2 separate regions of the Homo sapiens genome follow, and region 2 is linked to region 1. A link is a loop called in an ENCODE intact Hi-C map of the cell type or tissue named here. Cell type or tissue: K562. All regions are shown on one strand. Links, peaks and the distances in the headings refer to the core of each region. The heading gives the core; the rest is flanking DNA.

Evidence for each region. Peaks named below come from ENCODE experiments on the same cell type or tissue, not always from the same donor. Only the 100,000 strongest peaks of a DNase experiment are listed, where the experiment ranks them.
Region 2: it touches region 1 in a loop (4-fold over the local background); 2 of 110 quality-filtered maps call a loop at or near these places.

Annotation. Positions count from the first base shown.
Region 1 is chr7:120,935,720-120,945,994 of GRCh38, reverse strand. No RefSeq gene overlaps it. Among named protein-coding and RNA genes, the nearest start is that of ING3, 9.9 kb to the left of the region's middle. In K562, for the core only: a CTCF peak has its summit at 4,722 (motif pointing right); no DNase peak of the experiment used is centred there.
Region 2 is chr7:121,332,727-121,342,947 of GRCh38, reverse strand. It overlaps WNT16 (Wnt family member 16), which reads right to left. Exons shown (of 4, transcript NM_057168.2): 4 at 1,844-4,067. The coding sequence ends at 3,603. Among named protein-coding and RNA genes, the nearest start is that of WNT16, 8.8 kb to the right of the region's middle. In K562, for the core only: a CTCF peak has its summit at 5,319; a DNase peak (open chromatin) is centred at 5,317.

The sequences.
Region 1 (10,275 bases), core at 702-8,701:
AAATTCAGACTCCACACAAGGTGCAGAGACCCTTTAAACAAGACAGTAAAAATTGGTCTGGTCTGGCAAAAGATGAGGGGCCCCCCAGAGAGGCAAATACAATAATATATAATAATATCCTTTAGGGATGTTCCTCGTCCTAGGACACAAAGAGGAGCAACTGTTGATGGTGAGCTCACATTGAAACATTGCAAAACACTGAAAGAAAAGAAGACGTGAATAAATTGTTGCAGATAGAATAAAAAGGAATTCTACAAATGTGAGTACTGGAAGTCATGACTGATGAAATTAACCCAGGATGTAGAACAAACAAGAAAAATAAAAATAAAAAATGTAACAATTGGAGAATCAATTTGAAATTTCCAATACCTGATTCAGAGGAGTTCCAGAAGGAGAGAATAGGAAAAAAAGTGGAGGCACACATGAGTACATATTCTAGGATGACATTTAGATGAAGTTTCTGAGTAGGTAAAAGTAATCTATGATGATAGAAATAGGAGAGTGGCCACCTCTAGGAAAAGTAGAGTGATTAACTCATCTTCGAGCCCTTGGCTGATAGGGATTGTTTCTTATGCACTGCTCTGTTACAAGCTTGCAGAAGACACTGAGTTCATATTTGTTGCATGAATAAGGAATGTAGGATTGGGTGGTTACGGGCTTTTTAATCATACCTGAGTTTGACTCCTGTCTCTGTTATTTACTCATATGACCTGAGCCAAGTTACTCAAAGTCCCTAAATTGTTTTTTCATTCATGAAATGAGAGTAAGAAAGGACACTTGCATTGTAGGATTGTGACAAGTCTCAAAGGAGACAGTGTTTAAGAGTACCTAGCGCAGTGTCCAGCACATAAATGTAATCAGGAAAAACATTATTTGTAGAATTGACAGTACAGAGATAAATGATCTGGTAAGTGCCATGCCAAGGGCACTGCAGTCGAAGCAGTCACCCCAGAGAAGGCAAATAAAGGGATGTATTGTCGTTAGAGGATTTAAAAACAATAATAAAACTGACTTTTACAGCCTGCTTTTTATTACCACCATGTGCCAGCAATTCTAAACAATGTCAGTGATGAAATATTTCTCCTGGAAAAAACATTCTGATAGTCTAAGGTCTAAACATTAGCTTCAGTTTTGGTGAAATTTTAATAAGTGAGACATTACGTAAATAGTTGATTAGAAATAAAAGACAAGATACACTTGAGTTCTTTCAGTTGTATATGATCACTTGGAGTTTTTATTTGTATTTTAAATTTAAAATAGTGAAACTGAACTGCTAGGTGTAGTATTTTTGGATTTTTTTGTTTACTAAATGCAAATTTTAGTTTAAATGTGAAACACATTACTGAATTGAATATTTTGAAAATGGAAATGTATTATTTTAGGATTGTTATTCTACTTGTTTTTTATTTAATTGCTATAACATTTTAATGTAGTGACTCATTAGTGTAACAGGCCATTGTTTCTTTCCAAAAAAATGCTTAAATCTAATTAAAAAGATTAATCATTACTTTTTTCTTCAATGCTATTAATTGTTAATTATTCACTACAAGGATGATTATATGATGAAGTTTGAGAAAAAGAAAATTTGCCTTTTCTGAATTTATTTTGTTCATTATCATTATTCATTTAATTTCATGATTATTTCTGAAAAATAATATTTTATAGAGGAGGGGCATATTAAAATTAAATGATTCAGGTGCAGGATATGCTAGGTAAGTATATTTAAATACTTCTTACAGGATAAATATATTTATACACAATGGCATAATTGTCTGTAACTATTTCCCCAGGTTTGATTTTGAAAGACTTAGGCTCTCTAGCATTCATTTTTGTGAGTCTGGTAATGTAAATATAAATTACCAAGCATCTTCTCTTTGTAACACAATATGAAAATATTTCAGTGACTATAAGGATTTTTTACACTGCTGGAAATGCTCCAGAGATTTTCCTTGTCTTCTCTCCAGTATCACACAGGTACTCTATGATACTGACAAGAAGTGGTGTTTGGAAAATTTTAGCTTTTTTCTTATTTTGATTTTTTACCTTGTCTTCAATGAATCCAAATAAGTAGAGTCTTAGGAATACTTATTTTGCTAGTAGGGTAAAAAGTATTTTTCTAAAGTAGGTTAAAGTATTCTTACCATTGAGGAAATAGAGTCTAGAAGTATGACAATATAGTGCTTTTTTACACTCTGTCCATGAATATCTTATGAGACTTACTACATTGTAGTCTACAGCCTGCATTTCCAACTAATTTGGAATTTTTCAAGGGCAGAGACCATGTTTTATTCATCTGTTGATCCACAGATCTGGCAGGTAATATGAGTTCAATAAAGATGTGATGAATTATTGAATGAACGAATGCATGAGTATTAAGCACTAGTTCATAAGATTCCAAGTTCAGAATAGAGAGGGCAACATAAAGTTGTCATGATTGTTAACCATTAAGCTCTGTGAAGAAAATGGGATTCCAATTGTCATCCAAGTAGCTGGACTGGAATGCTGAGAAGAATATTCTAAATAGAATTCTTTGAAGAATTCTCAAATACAGAAGTAGGTCAACCCCCTTCACAGTGATTTTTAATTAGGCTAACCTAAAAGGATAGGCAGAGGGAAAATGAAAGTAATATGGTAATTCATGAAGCTCTTTATTTTTTAAAAAACTCTTTGAAGTTGTAAATATTAACATAGCCTAATAAATAAGACATCTAGGGAATTTGAGAAATAATATTACTACAGTCTATTTCAGTAAATGCTTACTGAACAACAAATACCAATAATACAAAACATGACCAAGACACAGTCCCTGTTCTTGCAGAACATATAACATTTTAGGACAAATAGATGGTTCAGGAAATGATTTAAACATAATGTAATAGATGCTATGATATGGTGAAATTTTGAGGAAGGGACTAGATGATTCATCAAGAGGAATTTACATAAATTTTATTGAGATATGGTAGAGTTTTTTTAATGGATAATGACCATATTGATTTAGCAAAGGGAAAAAGTGATAGAGACCAATATAAAGATGCAATACATAAAATATCTACAGGTCAGACTTTGTAGTCATTAAATACCATGTTTTTGATTACTAACTATATGTTAATATGCGGTATGCACAGGGATGCTAATCAGAATATTTACACTGGTACAACCCTAACCAGTTGTTAAAATGTTGAGATGCTTCTAAATAGCAGCTGCTCTGAGCCACTGCAGTGTCTCATATCACCCTGTCTGCGCTGACCCTTCCTATGAGACTTTCTGGGCCTCTCATTATGTAGCTCCCATGGAGTTAAAACATGGCACCCCAGAACTTTGCATCAATAAGGCCAGCCTCTGCTATATGATTTGCTAATTATTTTGGATATCATTCCTGGATACATTATGAAGTGAAACATACATTATGTCACAACACTGTGTGACATATGATAGTACTTTTGAAAAAAAAAGGTATATGTGGATAGATAGATACATGAGACATATTTATAATTTAGGCTTCATCTACATTTTAGAAGTTAACAATAGTTATTTCTGAATGATGGTGGAATTTTAGGTGATTGTATTTTATCTACTTCTATATTTTTCAAACTTTAAAATTGTTTTATAATCAGAAATATATTGTACGCACACAAACACGAAATGAAAGCAATGGGATTGACAACCTATGTGGTGTTTTGTGTCTTGAAATTTTTTTAAGTTCTAAAAAAATTGGTCCAATATTTTGCAACTATTCTTAAAACTATTTTATTCTCAAAAGACTTTCATGCTGGGTTAATATTGCTGTCAGGGTCCAGATGGTGTCCAAGTGTCAAAATAGGAAGCCAAGTCATTAAGCAAATGAAGCATTTAGGATTCTGAGTCCTATTACCGGCCTTGGGTCAGACGCATAAAGGTCAGGGATCTGGGGGAAGCAGATACACAAATAGGAAATGAGGTTAAAAACATGTGGAGGAAAGAATTAGTTGCCAAGACAAATCCTGGAACATGGGGCAACATTCAGAATGCTAGGTTAAGGTCATCTGAGGTAGCAGAAATAGCGTAATTCAGGTTTTGGAATTAAGTAATTGTAGAGACAGGAGTCTGTTTTGGATGCCAGGTGAAGTCCTGTTTGTTGCACATAATCACCCTGGGATGATTGTGTGATGATGGCAGGAGAAGATGTTACTAAGAGGATAGCACCATCAGTGTTTTGGTATCATTTGAGTAGCTTAGTCATCTAGTTCAACATGTGAGGGTGTGTTTTCAGAACTAAATTGATGGAGTAAACAAGTAATTCTGTGTGCCATCCAGGTATAGCTTATAAGTGGATCCATGGGAACAGATAACATTGTTTGATGCCTAGGGCTTTGATTTGTAATGAAACCGAATTACAGATAGAACTGCTAACCTATAGATCAGTGGTTCTCAACCAGGAGTGATTTTGCCCTTCAGTGGATATTTGGCAATGTCTGGAGACATTTTAGTTGTCATAACTTGGGGAAGTACTACTGGCATCTTGTAAGTAGAGGCCAGAGATGCTGCCAAAATGTCTTACAATACACAGTACAGCCACCTGCAACAAATAATTATCAGGACCCAGAATGTCAATAATAATGAGATTAAGAAACTCTGCTGCAGATTGATATTATAGCTGAAGAATACTCAACATTCTTGGGTTAGTGTTCCGTGCCTATCAGTCACATTGTCATTTCCTTAATCAATGTTGGTTTGAGAAAATTGTACAGTAGAGGGCAGTGATAAACAAATTTTTGTGTTATATTATCATTTGTCCTCCATAGATTTTTTTTCCCTTTTTCTACTTCTCCAATTTCTAAAACAAAAATAATAGTAGATGCAAAACAATAAAACAAAATAATTTTGTATGTTTTAGGAAAAAACACATTTTATGCAAAGATGTATTAAAGATTTTAAAATACAAGTTCCACAGATACAGGAACCATGACTTTTTTACCTTCTTAAGGTATATCCTGAGTACTGATATCTCCGATGTTTTACTGTTTTTTTTGAAAGAAAAAAAACCAATTGTATATAAATATTGAGAAAGTAAAATATATCACCTAATACTAATGTATAGTTGATCATAGTTTTATTAGTAGCCTGTTCTAGTATTTTATTATCTTTATTTTTGTACTGCTGAGCCCAATACTCTTTACTATAATCATATGTTCTTTTGTAGTTGATTTTGTGAAAGTCAGAGGCATTTATTCTCCTTATATTAGTACTCTGTGTGCTTAAAGAACTTTTAAAGTGCATACTTAGTCTTTTTTCCAACTTATAAACTCATCAGAAAAAACAAAAAGTCAAAGGTAGTTTGATAGGCCATTTTAAAAAATTCAGTACTATTACCCTTACTCTTGGTTTATAAAAATATTATATTTATAGTAACAAATATCATGGTAAAAGACCAGTAATCTGAAATACTTATATTCTAAGTGGTCATTTAATTGTCCCCCCAATTTTATTATAAAATTAAGAATTGACAGATGATAGATATTTTTTCAGAGTAGTACATGAATGTAGTAACAAAGTAATAGTGTAAAAGAGCTTGTGGTAAAATGCAGCAGACTCCTGCCCTATTCGTCCTCATCTCCCTTCCGTTCCCTGGAGGTAATTACTATTTCTGTTTTACATTCTTCTGACAGTTGCCTTCAGAAGTCAAAATTATATGTTTATAACGTTCTTAATTTGTTAATTGTAGATGAGATACATTGCTTCTTCTATGATTTGTTATTTTATTGGTTACAATTTTAATGTTAATTATGTATGTATAATCCTACTACTAACTCTAACACAACACTAACTCCATGATTTTGAGACAGGCTCTCTTGACTCCTCCTCAGAAGATAAAGTTATTAGAGCGCCTAACTTTTGTCCTATCTTTATCTCCTCCCATTCAATTTTCTACCTCCTTTAACTATCCTTTTACATTGTCATGTTTGCTAATATGTTCTGCTCTGTAACAAGATTACCCTGGAGTCTTTATTGGGATGTCTATAGGATAACTCTAAAAGGTTAGAAATAAGTAACATTTATATCACTATGACTATATAATTTTTTTAATACTAAGGCAAAGAACCATTTCTTCTGGGGGTTTAATATTACAACTGTGGGGCAATTGAAGAAAAATGTTTTCAACACCGTTTTATGACACTCCATCACATGCTCAAAATCATGCCACTTTTTACTTTGTTTTATATTGGGACCATTAATTATTACTCATTTTCCCTCTGTTTTTGTAGTTTGTAATTTCTCTGTTTTTCTTTTGTTACATCCTCAGCTACCTTGTAATTCTCAATCATGCCATCTACTCCATTGTCTCCAAGAAAAAAAAATAAGTAATTGGTGTTGAATTTTGTCAGATGCTTTATCTAAATTTCATATATCGCATATGATTTTTCTCCTTTATTCGGATTAGGTGGTAAATTTTATTGATTGATTTTTGATGACTAAACCAATTTTGCGTTTCTGGGGGTAAACCCCACTTGGTTATACTATAGCAATACTTTTTATATACTAATGGATTTGAATTGCCAATATTTTGAGAATTTTTTGTGTCTGTGCTCATGAGGATTATTGATTATTGGCTGGTAGTTTTCTTTTCTAGTCTTTGCCTTCTCTGATTTAGGTATCAGTTATGTTGTCCTCAAGTGTGAAGGCTGTGAAGAATTAAAGATCAGGTGTTTGCTTTTAACATTGTGCTGGATAAGTTAAAAAATAACGGTGGAAAACTAAACTATTTTCTCAATGCATTCCCCAAATTTTTGTCTGACTGTGACAAAAAAAAATAATAATGTGTTGCAACCAGTAAACTTCAAACTAGATCCTATCGGTTGTAGGATTGTAGCATCAGAAAAATTCACAGCCCTACCATATCTCTTGTGTGAACACAATGCTTTTTTTTTCCATGAAAGTTTAGGACATGAAGAACAGAAATGTGGTCCTGTGAGAGGTTTTGGACAACTCAGAGACCCCAAATCTTCAAATATTTCTGAGCTTACACTGCCATAAAAATAAAAACACCTCTTTTTTTTTTTTTTTTTTTTTTTTTTTTAGAGAAGGCCAAATACAAAGTCAAACTTAAGATGAAAAGGTTAATGCACCCACATATGCAAGATTTTCTAACTTATATCAGCAAATAATAGGGAGAATGGAATTGTAAATGCATTGTGAAGATGCTCAACTAAGACAAGAGAAACAAGTTTAGGTTGGGCTGAATTTTTCCACGTGGGGGCATATGCCAGTGAATCTGGTTCTTGTAGGCTTAAGCAGTTGGAAGCAGTTCTGTTTGACTAGTTGACTAAATAAGTATTTAACGGTGGCCTGTATTTAATGGATTGAGGTGCCAAAAATTCCTTGGAGAGATGAACCCAAGACTTAGGGAGATAGGAAGCTTGGAATGAATTTATAAAATACTCTTCTTTCACCCTCCTCCTAATCACATCTGCTGAGTATGTCTGAAGACTTTCCCTTTATCAAGACACTGGGAAATGTATTTTGAGCACATCAGTAACTTTAAAAAATGTTCTAGGGGAACAACATTCTTTGTAGGCTAAGGAAGCTGGTAGAAGATGCTGCAGTTGGTATGAACTCTTTGATTGCAGCAGGGATGCTAGGATCCAAGATAGCATGGGCCAAATAGCCACATTTAACTACCGGGGCGAAGTGGGCTTAGTCCTCTTAATATCTCCATGGCCTGAGTGGTAATCTGAATGATCTGACCTTCAGTAATGTTCAGGGATTGATGGCTGAATGTTAATCAGGTTCATATAAATTAGTAGATGGACAACACACTAAGGCTGTCTTTATTCTCTCTAACCAAAAACTCGAGGTCTGGGGAGAACAGGATCTTAATTGGAACCACCATATTAGAATCTGAGACCTGAATTAGTTTATACATCTAGATTCCCTTTAATGATGGGGAGATTGATGCACTTGAAAAGGGACCTTGCATCATTGTAAGGCCATGCCATTAATTTTTTTTTCTAGCCTTCTCCAAAGACACAATTTACACTTAGGTGAAATATACCTACCTTTTCTGAGACTATTGGATACTGCTCTTAACTAATTGTTGCTTCCTGAGTACAAAGAATTCTACAGTTCACAGATGAATGTAGGTAGTTCTAGGATTCATGTGAGTAATGTAGTTTTCAAGGAACTCTGCCTCATAGTACACCTACTACTCCTCTGAACTCAGTCTTTGATAATTCATCAGTTCCTTAATGTAATGTTGAAATAGCTATTCACATACTGCGCAATTGGGAGAATCTCTGCTTTGAAACAATACTAGGAAAGGGCCAGTGGAAATTACTTTATCCTTCGAGCACTATCCAATTCTCAAGTGATAACACATTTCAGGAATACCAGAGAGATCAGTGCCACCATTAAACCTTGAAGACATCTGTCTAGTCCACACTGGACAAATCTACCATAATCTGTCTGTATGATTGTAGCAGTGTGCTACCTGGCCTTCCTGCCTCCCTCTTCCCCTTCCTCTTTACTATCCATTCTCTACATGAGTAGCACATAGTTATCCTCCTAAAAGGTATGTCAAATGACCTTTCTCCTCTCCTCACAACCCTCCAATGGTTTACCGTTTAAGTCACAGCAAAAGCCACGGTCCTTACAATGGCCCACAAGGCCCCAAATGACCTGACTTCCTGTCATCTCTCTGTTGTCATTTTCTTCTACTCCACCTCATTCACTGCACTATAGCCATGACAACCTCCTGACTCTTCCTTGAACACACCAGGCAGGTGTCTACCTAAGGACCTTTCTGTCAGCTGTTTCCTCCAGATATGTCTGCATGACTTGCTTCCTCCACTACAACTCTGTTGATATCAGTCAAATTACGTCCTTCTAAGTAAGATTTTCTCTAGCAACCCTATTTAAAATTTCAACATCCCCCCAATTCCTTGCCCAACCAAGTACTCCTGCTCTTTTCTTTATTACAGTCACTTAATGATGAGGAGACGTACTGAGAAATGAATTGTTAGGCGATTTTGTCATTGTGTGAACATCAGAATGTACTTATGCAAACATAGTTGATATAGCCTACTACACACTCAGGCTGTTCAGTATGTAGCCTATTGCTTCTATAGCATGTTACTGAACTGCATACTATAGGAAATTGTAATACAAATAACTAAGCAATAGGAATTTTTAGCTCCATTGTAACTATGAGACCACCATCGCATATGTGGTCTGTCATTGACCAAAATGCCATTATGTGGTCCATGATTTTATATATATATATATAATTTATTTGTAAGATAATAAGATTATATATGGTAAACATATTCATATATTTTATGTATAGAAAAATATACATATAAGATACAGATCTTATTTATATATAGCTATATCTTATACAACATATAAGATTAGACATATATCTTATTGATTTGTATTTTTGTCTTTTGCTCACTAGAATGTGAACTCCATGAGGACAGGGATTTTTATTTTATTAACTGTTGTACATAATTACTGAGAAGTGTATCTGGCATATATTAATAGCTCCATAATTATTTATTATGGAATAACGAGAAGCTTAGTGGTTCTGATATTTGTTCCATTGCCATTGAGCATAAGACATCTTTGCAAGAATGAAAGCAGACTTTCAAAGTTAAATTGTATGGTGATGCAAATTGCTACTATTGTTTCAGATGTGGTCTATTTATAGGAGCAAGTCAGCCCATACTCTGGGACCTGGTATGCAACTATTTATCTATGAAATGTTATTTTTTTTCTATATCCCAATAAGCCAGAACAGTGAAAAAAGGTGTCTTTCATCTAGAAGGGACAGCAGTGCACCTTTACTATCTTGCTTCCGCTCCATGCCATAGTTTAATCCCTCAGGACCTTGATCATTTCAGCGTTTTACTGGACATTACGCTGGCTCACTATATGGTAAAATAATGCTTCCAGGAGTGGATATAAAGAAGTTACAGATGTGAGTCTTTGTATATCAGACAACTTTGGTGAATTCTATCAGAGTTTCTGGCATCTGTTTATTTTTCCAAACTGCCTGAGATTTAACTGACATCACTTAGGCACAATCAGAGGGATGCCTTGTACCCTTGTCACACAGTGGGCTTCTTCCACTTTGTATCATGCAGTTCTGACCTCCAGCCTGTGCTTCATGTCTCCTACCTCCTGCTTCTGCTACATGATCACATCTATGCATGCACACCCTGCAGAAAAGTTAACACACTGTAGGGAAAATCTTTGACCACTGGAGAGTGGCAACCAATGAGTTTCTCCACCTCCCAGCCT
Region 2 (10,221 bases), core at 2,222-10,221, 400 kb before region 1:
GCAGTTCCAAATTTACAAAGAATTTGAACTCCTAAATTGAAAAATAATCCACTGGAGCACCTCCCTTCGCCCTTTAACATTATGCAAGGTATTTAAACAAATCAAAGCACTTTGAACCCACATTCATAATCCACAGTGCTTAGGGCTTGCTTTGTCTGTTGTGAGCTCCATGTAATATCAAAAGCTGTTTCCTAAACAGCTCACTAGAACTAAGGCATATAATGTCTTTGCTGCCCAGCGTCCAGGTACTCCTTACCAGTAACATAACACCCTGGTTTTCCTTTAGGGAAACCACCCCCGTCTCTGTTCTCACGCTGTGTAATTTTAGTTCCAGGGAATCCCACTTCCACTTCCAGGGTCATGATGGCCTTAAGATGGTTCAATGTACCTATGGCTCACCCAAAACTCCCAATGGTCATGGTGATTTTTTCAGAGAGAGGCACATTTAATCAATTAGAACCACTGAGACTCAGAAGACCTTTGCTGAATCCTCTGAGAAAGAAAAGGTTTTCTTTCCATCTGTGTGAGCAAACCAGGAGAGAACCTCTCTTTCTTGAGGATGGGACCCCTCTTTCCTTAGAATGAGTGGCAGGTAGGAGAATGTGAGGTCTGGAAGCATGGCAGCCATGTTGCTAAGAAAAGTAGAGATCCCAGAGATGCTAGGGGTGGGAGACTTTGAAAGAGGTTAGGACACAGCACTGCATGAACCCTGAAGTAGAAGACTTGGCCAGTAGCCAGCCTAAAGTAATAGAGAGACCTGAGCCCAGGGAACATGGTGTGAGCTTGTGGATCAAGCTTCCCCTGAACCAGTCACAAGTTTGAAGTTTTTAGTTACTGAGTCAACATATTTAATGTTTAAATCAGTCTGGGTTGAGTTTTCCATTACTTGCAACATAAGGGGCCCTAATGAATGCAGGCAATGTGGTTTAGACTAGATAGGAGCCTTTGGGTCCCAGAATTGTGTTCCCAGGAGCACCATGGTGCTTCCTCTACCATGACTGGGAGTGGGATGGAAATGGGCTAAGGGCAGGCTGTCAGCCAATAAGAGAGATAGATAGGTGATGGCCAGGCGCGGTAGCTCACACCTGTAATCCCAACACTTTGGGAGGCCGAGGTGGGTGGATCACTTGAGGTCAAGAGTTTGAGACCAGCCTGGCCAACATGGTGAAACTCCGTCTCTACCAAAAATACAAAAATTAGCTAGTCATGGTGGCACATGCCTGTAATCCCAGCTACTTGGGAGGCTGAAGCGGGAGAATCATTTGAACCCAGAAGGCAGATGTTGCAGTGAGCCGAGATCGGGTCACTGCACTCCAGCCTGGGCAACAGAGTGAGACTGTCTTAAAAAAAAAAAAAAAAAGTGAGAAACTTAAGGATGGCTTCCATGGTGATACCAAAGGTGAGAAGAAAAGAAGAACCCAAAGACACAGGTTTGGAGTTAGGAGGAGTTTTTGCTTAGGCATCCCAGAGAGAGGTGCCTGAGTTAGCATCACTGTTTTAAAGGAATGGCTGAACAGTAATCAAGTCTTTGTAAATTAGAGGCTGCCTGATTCTCACAGTCAGTTGATAAGGTAATTATGAAAGGTTTTCTAATTAATAGAAGAAATTGGTTGTTAATAGACACTACAGTCTTTCTGTTTTTTAAAAATGGGTGATTATGTTCAAAGAAGACAAAATAGATTTACTTTGAAAAAAATAGGCAGGAGAGAGTGTATATTTTCAGATTATTCTGTTCAAGGGATGCTAAAGACTGGAAAACCACTTTTAAATATGCACTATATTCATATATTTGCCATTTCTGTGTCTCTCATTTAGTAAATAATAACTTTGTCAAACTTTACAATCACAGTTAAATGCTTAGTCTTGATTTTAATATTAGATCTGAGACATTTTCCATGGGTTTGCTCTTTTTCAAAAATTGTTTCTCTGCCTCAGTGAATAAAATTAAAGAGAAATAGAATGAAGACTGTGGGGCAGGGAAACATTTCTTTATCTTATTAATAAGAAAATGAATATTCTCTTTGTCCATTCTGAATTTTAAAAATCTATTTTTTTCTATATAATACTGAAATATTTAACAATTCATAAAAAACATAAGCATTTACATTAAAATACATCCTTAAATAGAGCCCTGTAATTTTTACCAGGAACCTTGTAAAATATGATGAATATACATGCATGAATATTAAAAACAAGAAAGACCACTTAACATTCAAATAGAAATGCAGCATTACATAAAATATAATAAATATCCAGGATATCAAATCCACAAATTGATCACTATTCTGATTTAGATTCTTTTTTCCAGTTAAGACTTTTACTAATATAATTTATTATAATAACCTTATGAGTTAAGCATAACTAATGTGAAAAGAGAATTCAATTAATCTTACTGCTGAAATAACACAAATTTTTGATATTTTGCAACATATTTTAATCTATAACATATAAAACTGTCATTTTAGCAAGAAATACACATCCATATAACTAACTGCTAAGTTAAATTCTCTTCGATGTCCAAAAAAATAGCATTAATAGTATGAAAAAAAATAAGCTAATATTATTTATGAGATAATTTTACTGCCTTAGCTCTTAGGCTTTGTCAATAAATGTTTTAATATAAATCATATAACTTAAGTACTGTATTTACAAAATAGAAACTTTTTAAACAAAATTCTTTACAAAACACTGTCTTTACACATTTAAAGGGTGCTTTTCTTTACAATGTATGAAATTATATTTTTACCTCCACTGTTTACCTCTCCTTTTCCCGCATGTTTCAGGATCCTCCCCCCAGTATCTCAGAGGTGGGTTTTTAACAGTTGAAACTGATCTGTGATAAAAGTATGAATCTAAAGATCAAAGATTGCTATATACCTTATGGAGGTTTTTCCAGATTCTCCCAGTGAAAAGGCACTTAAAATCTAAATCATTCATTATACTTTTTACATATTGATTCTTTGTCACTAAACATCTGTAATGATCATTTTTTTAGGGATATTATATCACTTAAGAAGATTCTTTTTGATTACCTTTCTTTGGAAGTACATGAAAGGGTAAGTCAGCACCCAATGCTTATGTTAACTTTTCAACATCTTCTATCCACACACAAACAGTATAATTTCTTCAGTTAAAATACTGAGAGAATAAATGAGATTCATGTTAATGTCTCCTTATTGCTATAAGAGGTGTCTTTTAAAAATGACTAATGTTCACCCACCATTATTGAGTCCTGTAACTAAGTTCCATATTCAAGGATCTTATCCTGAGTATGGCAGGCCTCCTGGCATAAGGGATCTTTCCTGTTATTTCTTGCTTAGGAAACAGATTATCTTCCTTGTATGTCAATATATATTCCCCAAATCATCAAAAGGTGAATATAAACCTTTTCAACATTAGAATCCCAAGAAATCCACATGATTGATGGGTTGATCAGATAAAGGAAAATATGTCGATCAGGTAAGGGAAACTCTCAGGTCCAAGGTTCTAGGGATTCCACTGCAAGAGTCAACTTTACTAGCGCTGCACAGGGATGGGCACCTCTCTGGTTGCAATGCCATTGTATATTGCTGAGGCATCTTGCCCAAGGCTGGATGGAGTGGTTACTTGCAAGTGTGGACATCAGTCATGCTTTCACACCTCCTGCAACGGACATAGCAGCACCAGATGAACTTACACTCACACCTCTCCACGTGCCTGACCACATGGGTGTTGTAACCTCGGCCACAGCAGAGGAGGTTGCAGCCATCTGCACCCTCTGATGTACGGTTGCATTCTCTGCCTTGTGTCCCTGGGATTCCCAGTTTCTTATCTTCTACACAGTAGTTGGGAGACTTATTAACATAGAGCAGATCATCCTTATGGATTGGTATTTTCCTCTGATCTTTTTCTCTCCTGCGCATTTTCCTCTTTGTTTTGTCTGATATCTGGATACTGTTTTCATATTTATCCTTCAACAAATGGCCAATCTTTTCAAAAGAAGACATGGTTTTCCAGCATGTTTTCACAGCACAGGAGCCGGAAACTCCGTGGCAGCGGCAGTCTACTGACATCAACTTGGCGACAGCCTGAAACCAACAGTAATTGTGTTCAACTATCAATCATAAAGTGTTTTACTCAACAACAGAAGCACAGTTAATCTAATCAATTAACTTTCTGGGTCTATTTCCTCTTGAATAAAAATGATGGTTTTGAACGTAAATAATCTTTAAAATTGCGTAGGCTTCAAATGTTTCGTCCTTTGGTTTTTGTCCCAAATGTTTTGTCCAAATTTCTTGACCCTTCAGAGCAAAGCTTTCCAAGCTGTACTTAAAGTAGTGGACCAGACTAATATTATTGGAGATTATCTGCGATAACAAAAGGAAATTACTTCTATTTCTAATCCCCGGTCTAATTTTGAATGTGGTAGGATGCTTATGCATGCCTGTATGTTCCTGATACCATTCAACACCTCGTTACTCAGAATACAGCTCAGGGACCAGCAACACCAGCATCACTTGTGAGATATGCAGACTCTCAGGCCCCACTCCAGACCTACAGAACCAAAAGCTGCATTTTTAACAAGATTGTCATTAAAATTTGAGAAGCACTGAGAGAGAAGTTACCCTTAGCTCTCATGGTGCATAGAAACATCATGGAACTTTACAAATAACCAATGCTCAAACCTCTCAGATTCTGATTTCACTGGTCGGGCAGGGGGTGGGGTGTCCAGGCCATGGTACTTTCACAAAGCCGCTGAGATTATTTTAATGAGCATCCAGGGATGAGACGTATTGATTCAATTGAGAGTTCTCAAGTTTGATCACTATAAAAGTCAGTCACATACAAAGGGAGGGGTGGAGGTGGTGAACTATGCTATCCCCTGGTTCCAGGCCACATGAGAAACTATGACAAATCTGGTTTAGTTGGTCAAAAGGAGAAGGGGCTACAGTATGGTGGCTCCCCCCAGCAAATTCTCCTTTTCTGGAAAATTAATTCAAAACACATGCCCTATCCTTGATGAATCAGTAGCATTATCCTAGCATGGAAAATACAAAGGGGATAATGTTTATGTAATTTTTTCAATTCTAAGTGCTAAGTTCAGTTTAAACAGACTAAGAAGTTAAATGAAACTACATATATTTGTAATAGTCCACTGCCTGACACACACTAAGGTCTAAATAAAAGCCCCTTTCTCTGAAAAAGAAGGTACAGTTAGAGTTGAGATAAACATTTCCAGTAAGGCTAGGGGTGCAAAAACAATATAGAGATTTCAAAAGTTTAGGGCTCTAATCTCTTACATACCAGGCTAGCCAGCATAGCTTCCTTCAATCCCCAGACGATGGCAGAACAGATTAATAAATCGTCAGGGCTAGCTGTGGAGTTGACGTTCTGTCAACATGCTGGGTAAAATGAAAGATGGATCCATCCATTCAATAACTTGGAAATTATGTGTGTAATCTCACCAAAGAAAGGAAAAACCTCACAGTTTAAATTCCACTTACAATTCTTATGAAAACAATAAAATGACAGGGGTCTACACTTTGCTGTTTTGTACCAAACCTGACATTGACACGTTTGCAGAATGTTATGTTTTCAAACAAATTTTAAAAATGTCTGAACTATCTAATGAGACAATATTGCACACAAATAATAACATTTGCAACCTTAAATAAGAGCATATGGTATTGATTTATGCAATGCTTGATATTTCTTAGTAGTGCATATGGCACATTTGCTTTTTTTGAATTCACAAAACTAAGAAACTAATAGATGTATCTATTTCTTCTTAACCCAGGGCAAAAGGTGTCCTGCGATTATATGACAGCAATTTATAAAGTATGTCACAGAAGCTTATTTCTTTAAATTTATGGCATTTCATATTCACAAAACCCTCAATTCTTTAAAACATTTCCAGGCAAATAAATGTGATCTGCCTACTTTGTTCAAATTTTAAGCTCCCAAAGTTTACGAGAAAAAGCTCAATCAGTGCTGGGTAATAACAAAACATAACTGTCCAAAGAACACTAAAAACATAACAATGTATGTTTCCATGTTTAAGCTGATCAGCCTTCTTTACAGTCATCACTTAGTGACTTAAAGCTGTTTCTCCCCTGGATCATGACTGAGGAGCCGATTTTTTCTTTTATTAGTCACTTCAGACATCATGTAAGATGTTGCCAATTTGCACAGCATGAGGGACAAAGTAGACGCTCATCAAATACTTATTGAGTAATTGGTCCAGCTCACTTGAACACTTTTATCTCATCCTCTGTTGGTAAACTGAATCAAGAGGGAGTAATAAAAACCACCTTCTTAAACACATGTCACTGCTAAGAGGTTAATGGTATTGTTTTGAGCCGGCTGGGCTCTCTCTTTCAACTCCTCAGTTTTAGCCCCGTCCACAATAGTGTTACTCTATGAAAGTTATGCACTACAACACGATGAAGGATAAAAAGAGAGACTGATTTTCAAATTCAATTACATCACCTGCTGAATTTGTATTGAAATTATAGAAAGATTTCCCTCCTAGAAAATTAGCCCTTTTGAATACATACATGGAATTTATAATTTTTCAGTGATGACAATTTAAACTTTGAATTGTAAGTGTCCCTAACAATAAACATAATAAAAGAAATAATATCTTTATTATATATGATACATATTATTTTTGTATCCTCGAACATCTATAGAGGTATATACATATTCTTAGAATATCTATGGGCATATATACACACATATATATGCATATATATACTGTATTCTAGGACAGAAAGATAAATGAACTTCAAGGAAAAAAATATCAATAACCTGACCTGGAATTTCAAAGATTATACCCCCATAATATTCCAAGGAAAGAACTTGGACAATCTGGAATTAGAATAAAGCAGTGTAATCACCACTCAGGACTGATGAAATGCAAAATTCAAGGACAGATACACACACACACACACACACACACACACACACACACACACACACAAAGTTTAATTCTACAGAATTAGAATTCTGCTTCTCAGAGCATATTTTAATAAATATTTTACCTGATTTAGTTTTAGAGGAAGATATTTGTTGCACATAATAGCTAGTTAATAAGCAGGTACTTATGATTTCAATTTTACAGAAAAATAAAGTCTGATTAAGACGTTTATCTTACATAAGGAAAGCTGGTGATAAATAATATAAGGTATTTATATGCAGCAGGATAATTTTAGTAGAATAGGGAAAAATAAAAGTGGAAAATGCAAGTATATTTAAGGAAATTGCATGAACACTCCCCCAGAAAGTGTATTCTGGAGATTTTCCTCCAGGATTCTTAATTAATGTTAAATAGCCATTGTGAATTACAGCAATATCACCATAATTTTCTGTTAACAGGAACATAAGAGAATAGCAAAGGAATGAGTGCTGTGTGGTTATGAGAAAATTCCTTTCTCTACTCTAGTTGAGTTGTTAAGGTTTATAACGATATTAACAGAGGAATGTTTTGTTAACTATTGCAAACAGATGTGCACATTTTGGTGGAATATTTTTAAACTATGTCAGAGCAATCAGGAGGGTAGCATTTAATCTACTGGATTCCTTGTGTAAATTTTGGTTTGATAAATTTCTAATGAAGTGAAATAGGAAAGATGCATCATTAATACTTAATGTAAACATAGAAACCGCTTGAGAAGTGGTTTAAGAACTGATTGGTTCCACAATTTTGACTCAGAGGTAATGTGGCAGTTGGCGATTGTTTTTCAGTAAATTACGTTGTCCGAATTTTACAAAAATGGCCAGAAAATTGTTGTGGAACGTTTTGTGACTAACATTTCATTTTCTCAACTATCAGATGATCTAAGTTTTTATAAAAACTGCGACACGAGGTTGGATGGGTGTATGTAGGATTCCTGTTCCTCTGACCCGTTTTGTCCCTTTCTGTCCAAAAATATATTCGAACCTACTGAAAAGCAAAACACTATGTGTTGTTCAACTACTTATAAATATTCTTGGAATAGGTCAATGAAAATTTGGGATTGAGCCCTTCCCACTTTGTTGAGTTACTCATCATAAAACAAATTATGGGGTAGGGAAACTTAAAAGTTTGTGAGGTGGACATGGGAAGAATGGAAATATTTTAAGCACACCAAAAGAAATACCCATAAATATTCCAAGTCACATTATTCCCAGAAGTTCTGCCCCTGGAAGACATCACATCATTCCGTTAGCCAATCATCATTCGGCAACATTATTCTTGGAGTCATAAGTTTAGGAATGGTGTCAGAAACCAAGTGGGAATCAGAGTATTTAAGGTTAGCGGTTAGAAAATCATCTATCCTGCTCACAGTACTACTAAGCGCCAGTACCCACATTTCTCTGAACACTTTCCTACATTTTGAGTTTGTGATTTTGAGGCTAAGAAAATCAACTCAATTGAATACAGACCTGGATTTTATTCAGAAGAATATGCCTATTAGATTAAAATCCTAATTGCCAATGTTGAAAAAATTGAGTTGATTGCTCATCCATGTTAGATAATAACCAGGAAACCTCTTTTATGGTGTTGTTGGTTTTGTTTTTGTTTTTGTTTTTTTGCCAGCAACAGAAAGAAAAATACAAAACTCTGTTGAATTATAATACCTCAAGAGAAAATAAAAACAACAACAAAAACACCAGCATAGTACCTACCAAATAACCAGGAAAATGTTTTCTAATATTTTAAGATTTCATCTAAATGTGAAACAATGTGAACCAAAAATGAACAATGTGAAAAAAATGATTCAGGAGAGAAAACTCAGAGATTTACACAAAATGTACATATATGCATAAATTGAATTGTTTTCAAGCTAGTTAGAATAATAGCAAGAACCTAGGTAATGTTAGAAAATTATTTTTTGCCAATAAAAATGGATTTAAATTAATGGTGAATAGGAAGTATGTTTTTAATAAAATCAGGATATAAATAATAGTTTAAGATTAGCATTAACAGTTACAGAGAGGAACATTACTACCTAATTTGAAAAACACACAATATAAAATAAAACCAAATAGCTGCCGAATGTTACTAATAAAAATATATTTTAGAATGCTTTAGGGTTTTTTGTAAGTCCCAAGATGATTTTATTTAAGAGAATCAATCATAACGTGAGTTTTTGTGTTCTGAATTTCTAGTTTATTAAAAATCTCTACCAAATTTACTTAAAGAATGGCCAAAGAAGATTTAAGGTCTGTTGATAACAAACACTCGTTTATTTGTTTTCTTGTTTTAAAAATATATTAATTTGAATAATCTTATCTCTAGGTTTAACTCTAGAGTTTTAAGAACATATCCTAATTACATTTAACCTTTTCAAAATTAATATGCTAGAAATAATAAAAATTCCCTTATTGGATAATATTTAAATTGAAGCAACATCTCAGTCATTTATTTTTTTAAATGTAAAACCTTAAGAGGCATGTGCATGACTATGGTGTTGGGCAAGAGTTATTCTAGTGAAATAAAATAACTTTTACAATTTTATAAACAAAAATACAAAAAGCTTACATAGCTATTTACTGACATTCCTACTTTCTATTTTGCTATTTTGAATTAAATATTTAAATTGAATTAAAATTAAAATTTGAATTTGAAGTGTTACAGTGATATATTTACCGACTTTTCTGTTTTTGTATTTTAAATGGACAAAGTAAAGAAAACTGGGAGTAACTTGTAACTATTCTAAATGCGTTCCATTTATTCATTTTCCAAAAATGGAAAACAAACGCAACATATACTTTTAAGATTACTAAGAGATATTGCAATTTGTTTTATTTATTTCAAAAGAATGTGACAGATTGCAATGATTACTTTGGGACCTTTATAAGTTATTGAATATTTACAAGAATATATGATATGTGCTAATATTTCTGTCCTGAAAAAGTTTATTACAACATAGAAAATATATATTCATATAAAAGATTTAGACTTTTTTAGAAAAGTCACTATGAATTGCCAACTAAGTCAACTATGTTGTAGAATTCAAACTTTGTTGTGTCAATATTCACTAATGTGAATATGTATAAGTCAAATTTAGCTACAAGAATGATGCATTTTAAGAAAACAGTATAAAAATGTAGAATTCATAAAGGATGGTAATTACATAGCAATTCTTCAAATGTACCACCTCTGTATCTTTAAGATACTGATATTTTAAAATATCTATAGATTTAATATACCTATAGCTTCTTTATGCTTAGGAGTATTTATGAATTTTAAAAATT